Regions from separate parts of the Mus musculus genome. Here region 2 is linked to region 1. A link is a loop called in an ENCODE intact Hi-C map of the cell type or tissue named here. Cell type or tissue: left cerebral cortex. All regions are shown on one strand.

Region 1 (8,000 bases):
CAAACACAAAGAAAAAGCATATAGGCTGCCATACAGGGCCACACAGGAAAGCACCCGGGCCAGTCGAGGTACAGAAGAGCCTTGCTTGAGGTTTCCCTGCGAAGGTGAAGTGGACTGTCTGCCCCACGCTGGAAGGACTGGAAGGAGGTGTCAGGGGAAGCTGATCTCCATCAGAAGAACAATCACTCAATTCTTCCCCATGTCCAGGAATTGGCTTCCCTAAGATAAGACATCCCTCCAGGGCTCCAGGTTCTTAAGTATCAGAATGCAACCAGCAAAGTTGGCTAGGCATGACGCACATTGGACTATTGTCCCAGGACATGGAGGCTGGGGCAAGAGGATGTAAGGTCATCCTCAGTTTACAATGAGTTTGGGGTCAGCCTGGGCTACATGAGACACTGAGGAAGAGAAAAGAAAGACAGATAGAAAGACATAAGGGGGGGGGGAGGAAGGAAGAAGGGAAGCCAAAATGAAAAGAGAGCCCAGGGTAATGTCACACACCTGTAATCCTAACACTCAGGAGGCTGAGACTGGAGGAACTCCAGTTCAAGGTCAGGCTATGAGATCCCACCCAAAACAAGACAAAACAAAAAGGGAAAGGCCTGGTTGATACCTCTACCCATCTTCGAAGCAGGAGTCTCCACGTGTTCCAGGACAAGACGGCTTGCTTCCTTCACTGAGGCTTGGAGAGTGGCCGATCAGAGATCTCTAACATACTCAGATTGAGGTTTTTTCTTTGGGAGAGAACAGACTATGTAGAGAATATGGCCTCCATCCTTCCTTTTCTTAAAAAGCTGGCAGTTTCTAAATGCGACTGCCAGGCTGGCTTGAGAGAAGACAGCTGTGAAGCAACACCCAGAGCCAGAGAGCAGATGATTGGCAGGCCCAAGCTCCTCCCAGGACAGGGACAGTGTCTGCAGACTCTGTTGATGGTCTGCAGACCCCGATGATTGTCACAGACCCTGTTGATTGATTGTCTGCAGACCCTGCTGATTGATTGTCTGCAGACCCTGCTGATGGTCATACCTATTTGGGGTAAGCAGATGACATTGGCATCTGGTTATCAGAGGCCAGGGATGTTCAGCACTGGGCAGGCATGGGTTGCTCCTCCCAGAGAATGACCCACCCTGGACCAGCAGTGCCAGGCTGAGAAGCCTGGCCATAGCAGAGGAGTTCTTTCCTATTTCCTTTATCCTCAGGAGACTGTAAATAGAAGGAAAGAAACTGGGGTAGTGGTTTTTTGTTTTGTTTTGTTTTGTTGTTTTCATTTTAAAAGACAGGAGGGCTGGGTATGGTGATATAGGCCTTTAATCCCTAGTCTACATAGTGGGACCCTGACAATAGATAGATAGGTAGGTATGTAGGTAGACAGACAGACAGACAGACAGACAGGCAGGCAGGCAGATCAATGACATGTCTCAGTAGGCAAACATGATTATCCCCAAGTCTGACAAGTTGAGTCCTATCTCTGGTGCTCATGTGGTAGAAGGAGAGAACGGACTCGTACATATTGTCTTCTGGTCTTCACACTAACACTATGGCATGTGTGTGTGTGTGTGAGAGAGAGAGAGAGACAGACAGACAGACAGACAGACAGAGAATCTCATATAGCCCAGGCTAGCCTCATGCTAGCTGTATAGCTAAGGCTGTCCTTCAACTCATTCTCATGCCCACCTCCCCAGTGCTGGTATGGCAGGCTTGTGCCACCATGCCTGGTTTATGTGGTCCTGGGGATAGAAATCCTGACTTTGTACATGTTAAACACATGCTCTACACTTGCTACATCTTCTGAGCTACATCCCCAAACCTCTGTCTTCCTCTTCCTTCTCTTCTTCCTCTTCCTTCTTCCTCTTCCTCCTCCTTCTCTCCCTCCTCCTCCTCCAAGCCGGAATACAGGCTTCACCCTCTTGACCCCATGTCACCCCAGGTACTTCTTAGAAGGTCCAATAACCATTGGCAAATGTGAGCTAGGCAGGCACTCTGCCACCCAGCTCCATCCCCAGAATCGGTGCCTTTTTAAATTGTTGTTTGCTGTTAGAGACAGGGTCTCGCTAAATTGCCAAATACCAACTCACTCTGAGCTGAGCTTCTGCCTTGGAGCTTGACAGGGACCCATTTAGTCCAGAGCTAACACTTGTGTCACATCAGAAAAGACGGGTCACCAAAAGCCTTGAGACACCCATATCCCCTATTTCCCACAGCCAAGCTGAGAACCCCCAGCCACAGGCACAGAGATAGAAGTTCACAAGGGCTCCAGAAGACCTGGGCTGGGGTTGGGCTGACAGACATGGCCGAAGCTGTGGCTCCAATGAGCTGGTGGCTGAGAGGGGCTTGGCTGTGTGTTTGTCCCTATCTTTCAGATCCTGACTGGCGAGGATTGGAATGAGGTCATGTATGATGGGATCAAGTCTCAGGGGGGCGTGCAGGGCGGCATGGTGTTCTCCATCTACTTCATCGTCCTCACCCTCTTCGGGAACTGTATCCTTCGTGGGCACCAGGGACAGACTGGGTGTGGGTGGAGCAGGCGGGACCCAAATGCCCAGGCTCCACCAGCCCCACCAGGCCGTGAGCTTCCTTCCATCAGCTGCTTTCCCTGACTCGACATACAGACACCCTGCTGAACGTGTTCTTGGCCATCGCAGTGGACAACCTGGCCAATGCCCAGGAGCTCACCAAGGTGGAGGGCACAGTAACCACCTGCTCATGGCAGATCATGACAGCAGGGTTTGGAGGGATGTGGGGGCTGGGTCAGGGCTCTTGCTGGGGATGGGAGCACTGGGCACCTCTCCTGGAGCCATGCCATCCCTGATCAAGATAGTTTGTAGCCCAGAAGGGGAAGGGGACAGTAAGGTGGCTTCTGAGGACAGATATTGAGCCTGCACCCAAAGGCTTGAGGAATAAGGACTTTCAGGATAATGGGCACTGCTGCCAGCCAAAGGATGGGGCAAGGAGTGACTTGGTAGGGCCTCTGGCAGAGCTGGAGCTAGCAAGGCTCAGACACAGTGACAAGGGTTGCCCCTTCCCCCAAATCACCCTCCTTCTGACTTCCACAGGGAGCATGCCAGGGGACAGTTGATAGGAGGTTCGAGACAAGGTGCACAGGTTACCTGGCTGGGAAGACAGGGTGGGTCTGCAGGCTTATGTTTCCACCTGTGACCCTGTGCTGAGGAACTAGCCAGATGGAATGCCCTCAGGCTGGCCTTCCAAGGGACAACAGTACAGAGCTGTGGTCCAGGTGCCAGGCTCCACTCCAGTCCTCCTTCGGAGAAGGGGAAACTGAGGGTCAGAAAGAAAAGATCCATGGTCGCAGATGGTATGGCCACTACTTAAAGCATCATGCAGCCAGCGTGGTGGTGTGTGACTGAGCACAGAACTGAGGTAGGAGGATTGAAAGTTTAAGACGCGTGCCACATAAAGAACCTGTGTTCCCTCAAAAAAAAAAAAAAAAAGATATGCATGTGTGTGTGTGTGTGTGTGTGTGTGTGTGTGTGTGTGTGTATACACACACACACACACACACACCACATGTGGGAAAGCCAAGGCCAGGGAAGGTAGATGCCAGTGCCATACACCAGGAACTGCAAGAGCAAAGATGGAGCCCTACAAAGGGCAGAGAAGAGCTGGGGCAGGAACTCGGGAAGAAAAGTCACCGGGTGAGATGAAGCCCAGGTTTCATTCCTACTCAGTGACGCTGAATTATCTGGGGACAAGCTGGCATCACGTGCCCCTCAAGGCATCCTCCGGCATCCTAAGTGTCCTCAGGTCCATGCCAGTCAGGCCTGGGGGAGGAAACCCTGCTTTCTGCAAAGCAGCTCACGCCCCCTGGTGGCTGTGAACAGAGCAGCCAGATTATGGGCTGCGCAGAAAACCCTGGACAAGGTGGTGATGAGTGGGGCCCATGTGCCAGAGCTGGGCTCATCGGCCTTGGAGGAGAAAACATAGAGAAACCGCAGTTTGTGCAGTCTTGAGGTGTCAGGGACAGAGACCATCTTTCCTGCAGCCACGGCTGGCTCTGCAGAATTAACACACAATGCTTGCAGGCAGAGTCTTCCTCCCAGCCCCGGAGCCCCTCCCCAGTGCCTCAGAACCCAGGACTGCAAGGCTACAGGGGTAGGGGCTGCCAAGCTTCCATCTGTTTGCCCTGGCAGGAGGGAGGGAGAATTTCCCAGCCCCACCTCCGGCAGGGAAAAGCGGAAGTCTCCCACCCCAGGCACAAAGCCAAGAGTTCAGCCACCATGAAGCTGGCTGGCATGTGTCACCACAGTCCGATCCAGCCATGAGCTCATCCAAGACACAGGAGGCTGGCATGGGAAGACAGGCCAGCTACACTCCAAAGTGAAGGCAGCCATCCCCCTGCAGACCCCCGTCTTCCCCTTCATCCACTGTACATGTGGCTCACACCATTGTAATCCCCAAGCAAAGGAAGGGACTTGTTTGAGCTACATTTTACAGATACCATGCCTCATCCGTAATCATGGATTGACTACCAACAGTGAGCACAGGCTCGAAGCCAGGGAGAGTACGGTGAGCAAGACAGACAGACAGACAACAGTCCCTGCCCTGGGAGGACAGGATTCAGGTTGTAGAGGCAGGCCAGAAATCAGATGCATTTTTAAAAGCACTGTTTGTTAGTGCTGAAGGGAATAGTGCAGTGGGTTGAGTCAGGGAGTCCTGGAAGCTTGGTCATGAAGAAGAGACACAGAGAAATGGAGAGATTTTACTGAGGGTCACACAGCAATAAGTGGTTATGGCTGGGATTTTCACCCTGGCTGAATCTGAACCTTGTGGTTTTCTCCACTGCACACGAGACAATTAAACCTGAATGTGCTTCACACCCACCCAGCTGCCGGCTGAAAGTGTAGATCCCGAAGGCAGCCCTGGGTCTGCAGGTGCTGCCGGGGCCGGGAAACATTCGTTTTCAGTGTGGCTGAGACCAATGTTCCAACCACCTGGGTCTAAAAGATGCTGGACACGGTGCCTGACATCAGGGAACCCTGTCTCCTGTCACTGACAGTGATTAAGGTGCAGGTTACTTCTGTTCCAGGGGAGCTTAGAAAGTGGGGGCAGTCCCCATAGCTTCTCTTATTGGTGGGTTTGGTTTTATCTCTTTCCTCCTTGTTTTTTCTTTGTCTTTCCATTGATGGGTTTTTCTTTTCTTTCTCTCTCCCTCTCTCTCTCTCTCTCTCTCTCTCTCTCTCTTCCTTTCTTTCAATTTTTTTGTTTTTTTTTAACAAAGAGTCTCAATTTGTAGCCCTAGCTGACCTTGAACTCACTATGTAGACCAGGCTAGCCTCAAACTCACAGAGAACTTCCTGCCTCTACCTCCTGAGCATTAGGATTAATGGCGTTCATCACCTGCACCACACTGGGCAACTGAGGGCTTTTCTGCGACATAGTGAAATGACTTTAAGTCCCCAACCACCTAGGCCATGAATTGAAACCATAAGCCAACCCCTCTCTCCCCATCTTCCCACAGTTGGGGCTGCGGATAGATCTTATAAACCCCAGACTGCCTTTGGGCTGTTGACAGTTGGGGAACCTACGGCTCTGCCTCTGGGGATGTCGAAGGGAGCGGATTCTGAGCACTTAAACGACCTGTAAAGCACAGAACACCTACAGACACAGGGCTGGGAGTGCAGCTCAGGGACAGAGCTCTGTTCCAGCTAGCATAAAACCTGAAACACAGTTGGGGGAACAGAGGCAGGGTAGCCAGGCATGCGTGCATGTGCCTGTTATTCTAGTACTGGGGAGGCTGGGCTGAGACCATCTCAAGTTCCAAACCAGCTTGGGCTACCAAGGTTAATAAGCTAGCAAGCCAGCATGACCACACGGGAATGGCAGTATACTTCACCACCCAGTCTGACGGGGGTGGGGGGTGGGGTGGGGGGCTTGGTTCTAACTGGTGAAGGTCCAAGCTGAAGTTACTTCTCAGTACTTCACTTTTGCCCCAGCTGGCAGCGAGGTGGGAAATCCCCCCCTGGAGGTGGGAAGTGCCCCCCACCCCCGCCAGGCCCTTTGTTCTTGTGAACAAGAATCCCACTTACCTTCCAGGATGAGCAAGAAGAGGAAGAGGCAGCCAATCAGAAGCTGGCTCTACAGAAAGCCAAGGAGGTAGCAGAAGTGAGTCCCCTGTCTGCAGCCAACATGTCCATAGCCGTGTAAGTATCCCCAAGCCTTAAGCGCCACCCAGGCAAGGATGTGGGGAGAGTTAGCGTGGCCCCTAACTGCTGAGCCTGGGAGAGGTCGGCACCTTTGCTTTCTCGTCCCCTTTCACTCTGTATTTAATGAACACCTACAATGAGCCTGGTCCTGTTGTAACTGCTGGGAAGGCAGCATCCATGTCAGGGAGGGGCACTGTTGTGTAGCTGTTCAAGTCAGAGAAATAATAAATAATAAGCAAGACAAGTAAGTAAATTATACCCTGTGGAACCTCCAGGAAGCATCTGGGAAGGGGCAGGGAGCTGAGGAGTGCAGAACTTGAGCCAGGCTTCACTGCAGCCCCACAGATGTGACTTTATAGCCAGGGGTGCTGGCACATGCCTCATTCGAGATAGAGACAGGCAGATCTGTGTGAGTTCAAGAACAGCCAGGTCCAGACTAGGCATAGTGAGATGCTGTCTCCAGAAAACAAACTTGTTAGGAAAGGTGTCTTCATTAGGGTTTTACTGCTGTGAGCAGACACCATGAACAAGACAACTCTTATAAGGACAACTAATTAATTGGGGCTGGCTTACAGGTTCAGAGGTTCAGTCCATTATCATCAAGACAGGAACATGGCAGCATCCAGGCAGGCATGGTACAGGAGGATGGAGAGTTCTACATCTTCATCAAAGACTGCTAGCAGAATACTGACTTCCAGGCAGCTAGGATGAAGTTCTTAAAGTCCACACCCACAGTGACATAGCTACTCCAACAAGGCCTCACTTCCAAATAGTGCCTTCTGGGCCAAGCATATTCAAAGCATGACAAAAGGCCTTGCCTAAAAAGAAACAAATTTTGAAGGAAATGAGAGAGGAGGCAAGGCTCGGAGGCAGGGGTGTTCCAGGAATGGGAAAGAGACTAGCATGGCTGAAAAAGAGTGAGTGAGAGACAGACTTAGAGGAAAATGTAGGGAAGGGAACAGAATAGGCAAGGCTAGACCACAGGAAAAACTTGTGCTTGGGCTCCAAGAGTTGTTGTTCCCCAGTTAAGTTACAGCCAGAGAGAGTTCTTGAGCAGTGGAGGTTTAAGACCAGACTCAGATACCCTCTAATTATTCTTGTGGTAATAGAATGTAGTGGGGTGGGGATCTTATGTGTACCTGAAGGTCAGACTCAAGAACCTGGGCTGGCTCAGGCAAAAGAGATGACTGGGCAAGGTCATGGGTGCAGCTGCGATTCAAGACAGATTCTAAGGGAAGAGCAGACACTTCACTGGTGAATCAGAGGCAGTGACTTGGAAAGTGTCTTAGTTAAAGGGAGGCTCAGGAACACCCACATTCAGAGCCACATCTCTGCTGATGGCTAGTGGGAGTGGCTATGGCAGGGCAAAGGCATGCACAGCCAACTGCTTTCCTCCAGGGGTGCCCATGACTCGAACCTGCACACCCCAGCTGCTCACCACCCAGAAGAAAAGGATCGGAGATGGCTTCATGTGCTGCCATTTAAATTGTGTGTTTGTTCGTTTGTTGGATTGTTCTTTCATTCATTCTGGCACTGGGGATGGAACCCAGGGATTCATTTGTGGTAGGCAGGCAAGGCCTCCGTCACTGAGCCACACAACCAGCCCCTCACTGGTAGAATCTTGAACTCTGGTAGTGTGACAATGGGAGCCTGTAGTGAGGCAGGGTATTTTAATGAAAACCCAAACTGCACAGCTCAAGGTGCTGGAGAAGCCGAGAGAAAGAAGGTGCCAAGGGCGGCCCAATATCCCGTTCAGAGGCAGTTCTTCATAACCTAACTTCCTCCAAGTAGACCCTGCCCCCTAAAGTGTGCCACTTCGCGTTAGCCCATGTGTCTATA
Region 2 (8,000 bases), 190 kb before region 1:
CCCTGCAGATGGCTTCCTTTCTTGACCTTCATGGGTCCCCAAACTGTAAAAAGGAGAAAGCAGACAGAGGGCCAGCACACAGGCCTCAGTCATCCCTCTCTGCTCTTCCCTGGAGGTGCAGTGTGAGTGGCTGCCACAGACTCTGCTGTGGCTTCCCCTGCAGCAAGGCCCTTATGAGCAGGAAGCTTAGAGCAAGCTTTCATTCTCAAATGTCCTCAGAGCACTTGTGGTAACTGGAACGAGACATTGGCTCCAAGTTCAACTGCAGCTAACCTCCTGCTGTGGACTTTGCCTTCCCTCTGGGTTCTTCTTTGTCTTATTCTGGACATGTTCAGTGCAGTATAAGTTGCTGGAACCCCACAAGTCTATGATCACATTCAACACTCACTAGGATCTTCAGGCTCAGGCCACAAGACCATGCCCCCCCCCTTATTTTCTGAGAATTTAAAAGCAAATCTCAGCCCTTAACTGCCTTTATAAACTTCAGTCCATCTCTAACGCACACGACCTGATCTCTTTGGGGGGTGGGGATGTGGGTGATGCTCTGTGCTATGTTTGATCATCAGCTCTGTTTTTATGATGGAGAAGTACACAGAGCACACAGCTGAACAAGCAGTGGCTTCAGAAACATCAAAATCCAGACCCAGATCTGGAAGTGGGTCCCTTATACAGCACTGGCCACTGGCCCTTGAGGCTATTGATCTAGGAGCTCCTAGGAATGGAGTCTCTGAGTAGCCATCGCTCTGACTAGATCGTCTGTGCTGTGGAGTAACCATATCAGGACGTCCTTACTGGCTCTCCCCTCCCCTCTTCCCCTCCTCTCCTTTCCCCTTTCTTCTGCCTCCCAAGTGCTGGGATTGCAGGTGTGTGCTACCAGGCTGGGCTAAAGTTCCCTTCCTTTGTGTGTGGATTTGTCTGCCTCGTGTGTGTGTGTGTGTGTGTGTGTGTGTGTGTGTGTGTGTGTGAAGGTGAACCTCAGGTGTTCTTGTCTGATCAGGAATTTGCCAAGGCTGGTCAGGCAGGGAGCCTCAGGGAGCCCATGACCTCCCAGTGCTGGGATTTCAGGTGTGCACCACTATGCCTGGTCCTCATGTCCGAGAATTGACCACTGAACCATCCTCCCAGTCCATCTTTCTCTTTTAAGGCTGAGTAATATTCCTTTGTATCTCTAGACTGTTGCACCTCTTACCTGCCCACCTAGCAATGGGACTCATGCTGGCTCCCTTCTGTGTATGAAGCCACACTAAGCATGGGTATACAAGTGTCCCCTCGGACACCCCCTTCAGTTCTTTGGAGATTATATTCTAAGTCAGAATTGCTGGAATTTCAGGTTTCACTAAACTTTTCTGTTGTTTAAAGCCCTCTCTGCTCTCCGTTTCCCTTGCTCTTCCCCCGGCATGGTAAGCCCACTCCTGCCATCCCAGCAGCTGGGAAGTGGAGGCAGGAGGATCAGAGATTCAAGATCATCTTCAACTACATAGAAAATTTCAGGCCAGCCTGGTCTGCAGAGCAAAATCCTGTTTTAAAGAAAAACCAAACAAAACCCCCCAAAGACCGGTGCTGTGTCTTGGTGAAGCACTGGCCCAGCTTGTACTAGGTCCTGTGTTCTACCCCAGCACCACAGAAACCCAGGTGTGGTGGGTGATGCAGATCTGTAAGTCCAGCATTGGAGATGCAGAGGTAGGAGTTCTTGGCTACATAGAAAACTGAAGGTCAGCTTGGGCTATGAAATTTTGTCTCAAAAAACAACCCCTCCTCCAACTGAACAAAACCAAACCTCTCTCTAAAAACATAAAGAGATAAAGGGGTTGTTGAGGCAGGCTAAGGGTTTGCTCAGTGGTCATGAACTCTTCCCAATCATAAGGACTGGGGTTCAGATCGCAGCACTCCCCTCAGGTGGCTCACAAATGCCTGTGACTCCAGCTCCAAGGGATCTGGTCTCCAAGGGTATCAGTGAGCACACACACACACACACACACACACACACACACACACACACACACACACACACACACTCACTCACACACTCAAATCCTTTGTAAAATAAAGGAAGGAAAGAAGGAAGGGAGTGAGGAAGAGAGAAAGAAAGAGGGAAGAGAAAGAGAGGGGAGAGGAAGGAGAGGAGTGAGGAGAGAGGAGAAAGAGACCCCCAGTGGGTCCTACAGTGTGTGCCTGGGTTATCTGAGCTGCTTCTGTGGTCCTGTGGCTGAAACTCCCCACCTGGAGTTTCACCTTGGAGCTAAGGAGCAAGGTTAGCCACCTGGGCAATGACTGAGATCCTCCATCATCAGTTCTGGCTACCCTTTGTTGACAAGCAAATTAGATCAGTACTGTTTGGTGTCTCTTAGGATGAGTGGAGTCTCTCCTTCCCTCCTTTTGAGACAGGGTGTCAGTCTACAGCCCAGGCTGGTCTGGCACTGAGTGACCCTCCTGCTTGGTACCCAGTGCTGGGACTGCAGATGTGCCCCCAACGCCTGATTCTGTCTAGTTTTCCCACCACCCTTTGACAGCCTCACTGTGTAGCCCAGGCAGGTCTTAGATCCTCTTACCTCAGCCCCTGGAATGCTGGCATTATATACACAGCCCACCACACTCCACCAGCTCAATAATTTCTTACTCTTACAGGAAACTATAGAAGAAATAGAATCTTGAAACCATATCTGTAAGCTCTTCAAGGATATAGGAATTAATTCTTTTAACGTTTAAAAGTATTTATTTTATATGCATGTCTGTGTGCCATGCTTATTCAAACCCCAGAAGTTCCCAGCAACCACAATGGCAGCTCATAACCATCTGTGACTTTAGCCCCAGGTCCTCTGGAAGAACAACCAGTGGTCCTAATCACTGAGCCATCTTTCCAGATCTCTCTCTCCCCCGCCCCCACTTTTTTCTTAAACTTGCATGGATGGGCTGGGGATAGGAGTGGTGGGGTGCTGGCCTAGCATCCTTGCAGCCTGAGGCTCCATCCCCAGACCCTCCAGAAAGCTCCACTGTTGCTGACTCACTCTCTGTCTAGTGAAGCCTGTGATGGCCACCAGATCCACATGTGCATGGGAGCCTGAATCCACCTGAGCTCACTGAGAAATGAGGGAGAAGCCGGTGAGCTATGATAACTATCACTTTAGACATACCGCAGGGAGCGAATAGCTGAAATCCTTTCTTTTAGCTGTTTTCAGGTGATGTTATTACTAACCTGTGCTGCAGACTCACAGCTTCCAAGGCTGCAGTCCATGCTCACCAGCTTCAGTTTCTGGGCTGTATTTGTGATGAGGCACGTCATGGTGTGTTGCATATGGTGAGGCAGAACTCACTGAGAGGTATTCTGGGAGGAGAGAGGGATCGGGGTTCTAAATCCCTGTTGGGGGTCAATCCCCTGTGACTTCAGTTTCTTCACTAGACCCCACCCCTCACTGGTCCCATCCATCACTCCCGAACACCAGCACGGGCTTCAGCATGTAGCCTTCGGGGCTCATCTCAGCAGTCCAGACTTTAGGAGTTTTATGAGTACTTACCTGGACATTCACGGTCAGTGTGTGGAGATGCATATGACTGCAGATATGTGTATGTTTGCATGCAGGTGTGTGCTGAGCCAGAGGACAACCTTGGTGACCTTCCCCAGGTGCCCAAGGAGGTCACCAGCAGACCTTGCGGTGAGCTCTGCCTCACTTCCCAGAGGGGGGCTTTTTAAAATTTAAGTCTGAGAGACTTAAATTAAAGATTTATTAAATTAAATTAAAGATTTATTTATTTTATTTATATGAGAACACTGTGGCTGTCTTCAGACACTCCAGAAGAGGCATCAGATCCCATTACAGATGGTTGTGAGCCACCACGTGGTTGCTGGGAATTGAACTCAGGACCTCCGGAAGAGCAGTTAGTGTTCTCAACCGCCAGAGCCTTCTCTCCAGCCCGCAGGGAGCGCTCTTAACTATGAGCCTTGTTGGTTTAGCCCCAGCACACACTGCCTGCCACTGCTGGAATTTTACATTGGTTCTCAGGTCCTAAGCTTGTGTAACAAGCGCTTTACTGTGTGAGCTGTCTCCTCAGCATCATCCCCCTTAGTGTTTTTATGAGACACCATTTCCTTACTCCCGGGAACATTTGGCGATAATTTTACCTCAAACAGCGGAACTGTGTGTGTTTGTCTGGCTCCCCGTGTTGAAAAATGCATCCTTTAGAACCTTTTAGGAACTGCGTTTGCGGACCAGTGGTTTAGAACCGCCGGGTTCCCGCTTGAAGGTTCTGTGGCAGACCACCAGGAGGCGCTGTGGTCCACGAGCTGAGCAGGTACCAGGCCTCAGAAGCCGAAAACGCAGATCCCAGGTTGTGTCTCCTGGCCTTTCGCTTCCCAGCTTTAGGGAGCAGTGTTCTGAGACACTGGTCGCAGAGCCCTCAAGACGTCATTTCTCACCATACCAGTCCTCACACAAACCAGTTCTTTTTAAATGCGAAATGAATCTGGTAAAGATCAGTTGCAGGCAGGCTAGCTGGGCTTTATGCACAAGTTTGGAGACCTGAATTCAATTCCTGGAACCTGTGTAAATGTGCCAGGAGCGACACGGTTCCACATTACCGTCTGAACCCTCTCTGCATGCTGTGGCTCAGGTGTGAGAGCACTCACATACACAATAATAATAAAGGAAAAACTTCCAAGATCAATTGCAAGGGATTGTGGCTGTCTTAGTGGCTGGACTCTCGCCTGGCATGTGGACAGAGTTTGAATCCCAGGTCTATCAGGGTCTACGCGGCTGACCCTGAGAGCGGAAAACCTCGTCCTCTCTATGGTCTGGTTTCCTTGTCTGTAAAGTTGAGACAGCGATAGCATCCAGCTCTGGGTGGCAAACATTTCCTTTTGTTCGTGGGTCTATACATGTTTGTGCGTGCAGGCGTGTATACACACGTGAGCATGCATGTGGAGGTCAGAGGTCAATCACAAGCATAATTTCTCAGGAGACCTCCACTCTGGTTTTGTTTTGTTTTGTTTTGTTTTGTTTTGTTTTGTTTTGTTTTAGTTTTTAAAGAAAGGTCTCTCTCTGTAACCCTGGCTGTGCTGTTCACTATGTACACCCGGCCGACCTGAACTCACAGAAATCTACCTGCCTCTGCCTCCTGAGTGTTGAGATTAAAGACATGTGCCATTTATGCCTGGCTTCCACTCTGGTTTTTAACACAAGTCTCTCATTGGGTCCTGGGGCTCATCATTAGGCTAGCTGTCTGCTCTGCAGCCCCAGCAACCCTGGGATCCTCCGGTCTCCCCTCCCCCTCCCCCTCCCCATGCTAGGGATACAAGGCTGCAAGATGTCTGGCTTTTTCCATGGGTCCTGGGGATGAAGCTCAGGTCCTCATGCTCAGAAGGCTTTCCGCACTGATTCTTCTCTGCAGCCTCAGGCGGCAGCTTCTCTACAGTGTGGGCTCAAAGACACTTGGCGTACATTCTCTGTACCAGGCAGAAGGGACAAATGGTCTCAGGGCCTCGTCTCCATAAGGAAAAGAAAAGAGATGAAACCTGGCTTTTAGACAGGACCTGCTTAGGAATCAGAACGCTTTCTTTCTATTCTTTCTTTCTTTTTTTTTTTAAGGGAAGGAAGGTTGAACAATTCTAGCCTAGTTGATATTAAAAAGAAATAGGTCTGGTCCCAGGGCGCTGCTTCTCCAGTGCAGCTGGCTGGCTTGCAGGGCAGAGAGACCCTCTTTTTGTCCTTTGAATAGTGGCCTTGGCTTCAAGCCACAAAGGAAGGTCTACAGAGGCTCTGGGGTGTCCCTCCCCCCCCCCCAGTGCCTGGCAGGCTCTCCATGCTCTATGCTGGCTCCTAAGTGTCTTGCAAGCACATGTCCCTGAAGTCTCCCTCCTGGCATAGGACTTTTGATGTAGGATTCACTTGTGCCTTAGGTCTCAAGTCTATAACAGTGCTGATCCATCCTTCCTCTTTGTGGGGTCCATGAGCTTACGCTGGCCCGTCTCTCCCTGGCTTTCACCACCAGCACAGGACGATTCTGAGCTTACAACGCCTATCACTTAGGTTTTGAGGCAGGGTCTCTGACTGACCTAGAACTTGTTCATGAGGCTGGGCTGGCTGGTTGGTGACCCCAAGGGCTCTGCCTGTCTCCACAGCCCCAGTGCTGAGATTACACACTTGTGCCACCCTGCCTAGCTTTTATAATCATCATTGTTATTATTTTTATTATTACATTTATATTTTTTGTGTTTATGAGGTTGCATATCAGGGTACACATGTGGAGGTTGGGGGACTTTTTGAAGTCATTCTCTCCTTCCATCACGCAGATCCTGGGGTTCAAACTCAGACCCTCAGTTTTGGTAGGCGACTCCTTTATCCGTTGAGCCACCTTGCTAGACCTGACCTGCCTATATATACATGTATGTATGTATGTATGTATGTATGTATGTATGTATGTATGTGAGACTTTTGCCTACATGTGTGTATTTGTACTGAATGCATGCCTGATTTTTGCAGAGGTCAGAAGAGGGCACCAGAAACCCTGGAAAATGGTGTTACTGACGGTTATGAGCCTCTGTGTGGACCTGGGAACTGAACCTGGGTCCTCTGCAAGAGTAGCAAATACTTATAACCTCTGAGCCATTTCTCAAGTTCTTTCATTCCCTTCTAATGTGTATATGTGTATTCCTGTGCATGGATTTGTGCACAAGAATGAGTCCCCAAATAGGCCAGGATAGGTCACTGGATTTCTGGAACTGGAGTTAGATATGCTATGAGCCACACCCTGCATGAGTTTTGGGAACCAAACTCAACATCCTTAGTGTTCGAGCCACTTCTCCAGCTCTGTTGCTTTGTGCTGCTGCCTCTTCCTCCTTCCCCTCCCCTCCTCTTCCTCCTCTTCCTCCTCTTCCTCTTCTTCCTTCTCTTCTTCTTCCTCTTCCTCCTCCTCCTCCTCCTCCTTTTTAAATGTATGTTCTGAATCTCAGACTCATGTCTTCATAAGAATTTTGGCATCTGTGCCCTTTCCCCAGCCGAGGTCACACTTCTGTGTACTTTAACCCATATTCAGTGCCTTACCCTCTCCCACTTATGCTCATCTGAGGCTCTCTCTAGCTCTTCATTTGCAGTTTGGATGTCACAAATCCACTTTGGGGTGAAAACACAGTTCAACACAAACAGATCAAAAGCAAAGCATGCCCAGAGCTTCCTGGGAGCAGAGTAATCCTGGTCTGATTCCAGTATGGATTCTCATTCCTTGAGGTCCAGTGGCTTCCCGTGAGGAAGCACAGTCTAGATGATTGTTCAGATACCGAGATGGTCGCATCCCAGCCAGTAGAGAGCAGTTGCTTTCTTGTGAGAAAGCTCCCTGATCCTTCCAGGTCCCTTGCTGGGTCTCAGATGCATCCAGAGCATCCATATTCTAGAAGTGATGTCATTTGCAGGTATAGGGAAGGGACCCCAGCCACAGATGCTCAACCCCTTTCCAGAATATGATGGCGAATCTACTTAGAACTTGTGTGCCCATCCCAGACACACTAAGGGGACTTCAAGTGACAGGATGCAGCTGAAGTAGAAAGCTGGGCAGGTGAAATCCACACCAGGCCTCATAAGTCCTCCACAGTCCAGGGAAGGCAAGGGATCCCCCCTTCTCTGAATTGATTTCAGATGATTGTAGCAGACAGAAAGAAAGTAATCACATTAAAAGGTGTTTGAAATCCTAGAGCTCTGCAAAAACAAACCAAACAAAACCTAGCAGATTTTTTGTTGTTTTGTTTTGTTTTTGCTCTTATTTCACCCGGTGTGTGTTTAGCACAGGGGCCATTTCCCCTCCTAGATACATTCAATCTCCAGATGGTTGAGTCTGTAGACCCAGAGAGCCAACCATTTTTTAAGTGCATCTTGGATTTCCACATCTGACCAGGTAAGTAGAGCACACGGCTGAGTGGGAAGGCCTGGGACCAGGGTGTGGCTCTGTGGTTACAGAAAGCAGAGCTGCTGCCCTGGCCCTGAGAGTGACTTCTGGGAGAAGCCTCTCTGCTCTAC

The links. Hi-C counts contacts between places; a loop is a spot of excess contacts. Peaks named below come from ENCODE experiments on the same cell type or tissue, not always from the same donor. Only the 100,000 strongest peaks of a DNase experiment are listed, where the experiment ranks them.
Region 2: a loop joins it to region 1, with 7 times the contacts of the local background. A loop is called at or near these places in 21 of 42 quality-filtered maps.

What each region holds. Positions count from the first base shown.
Region 1 is chr8:84,550,653-84,558,652 of GRCm38, forward strand. Cacna1a (calcium channel, voltage-dependent, P/Q type, alpha 1A subunit) reads left to right here. Exons shown (of 47, transcript NM_007578.3): 16 at 2,361-2,478; 17 at 2,610-2,677; 18 at 6,052-6,158. Among named protein-coding and RNA genes, the nearest start is that of Gm32854, 34 kb to the right of the region's middle. In left cerebral cortex, a CTCF peak has its summit at 3,831 (motif pointing left); DNase peaks (open chromatin) are centred at 789, 2,526, 3,817, 4,198 and 1 more place; H3K27ac peaks cover 1,658 bases.
Region 2 is chr8:84,359,652-84,367,651 of GRCm38, forward strand. It overlaps a transcript of Cacna1a not described here. Among named protein-coding and RNA genes, the nearest start is that of Gm23626, 17 kb to the right of the region's middle. In left cerebral cortex, a CTCF peak has its summit at 4,258 (motif pointing right); a DNase peak (open chromatin) is centred at 4,255.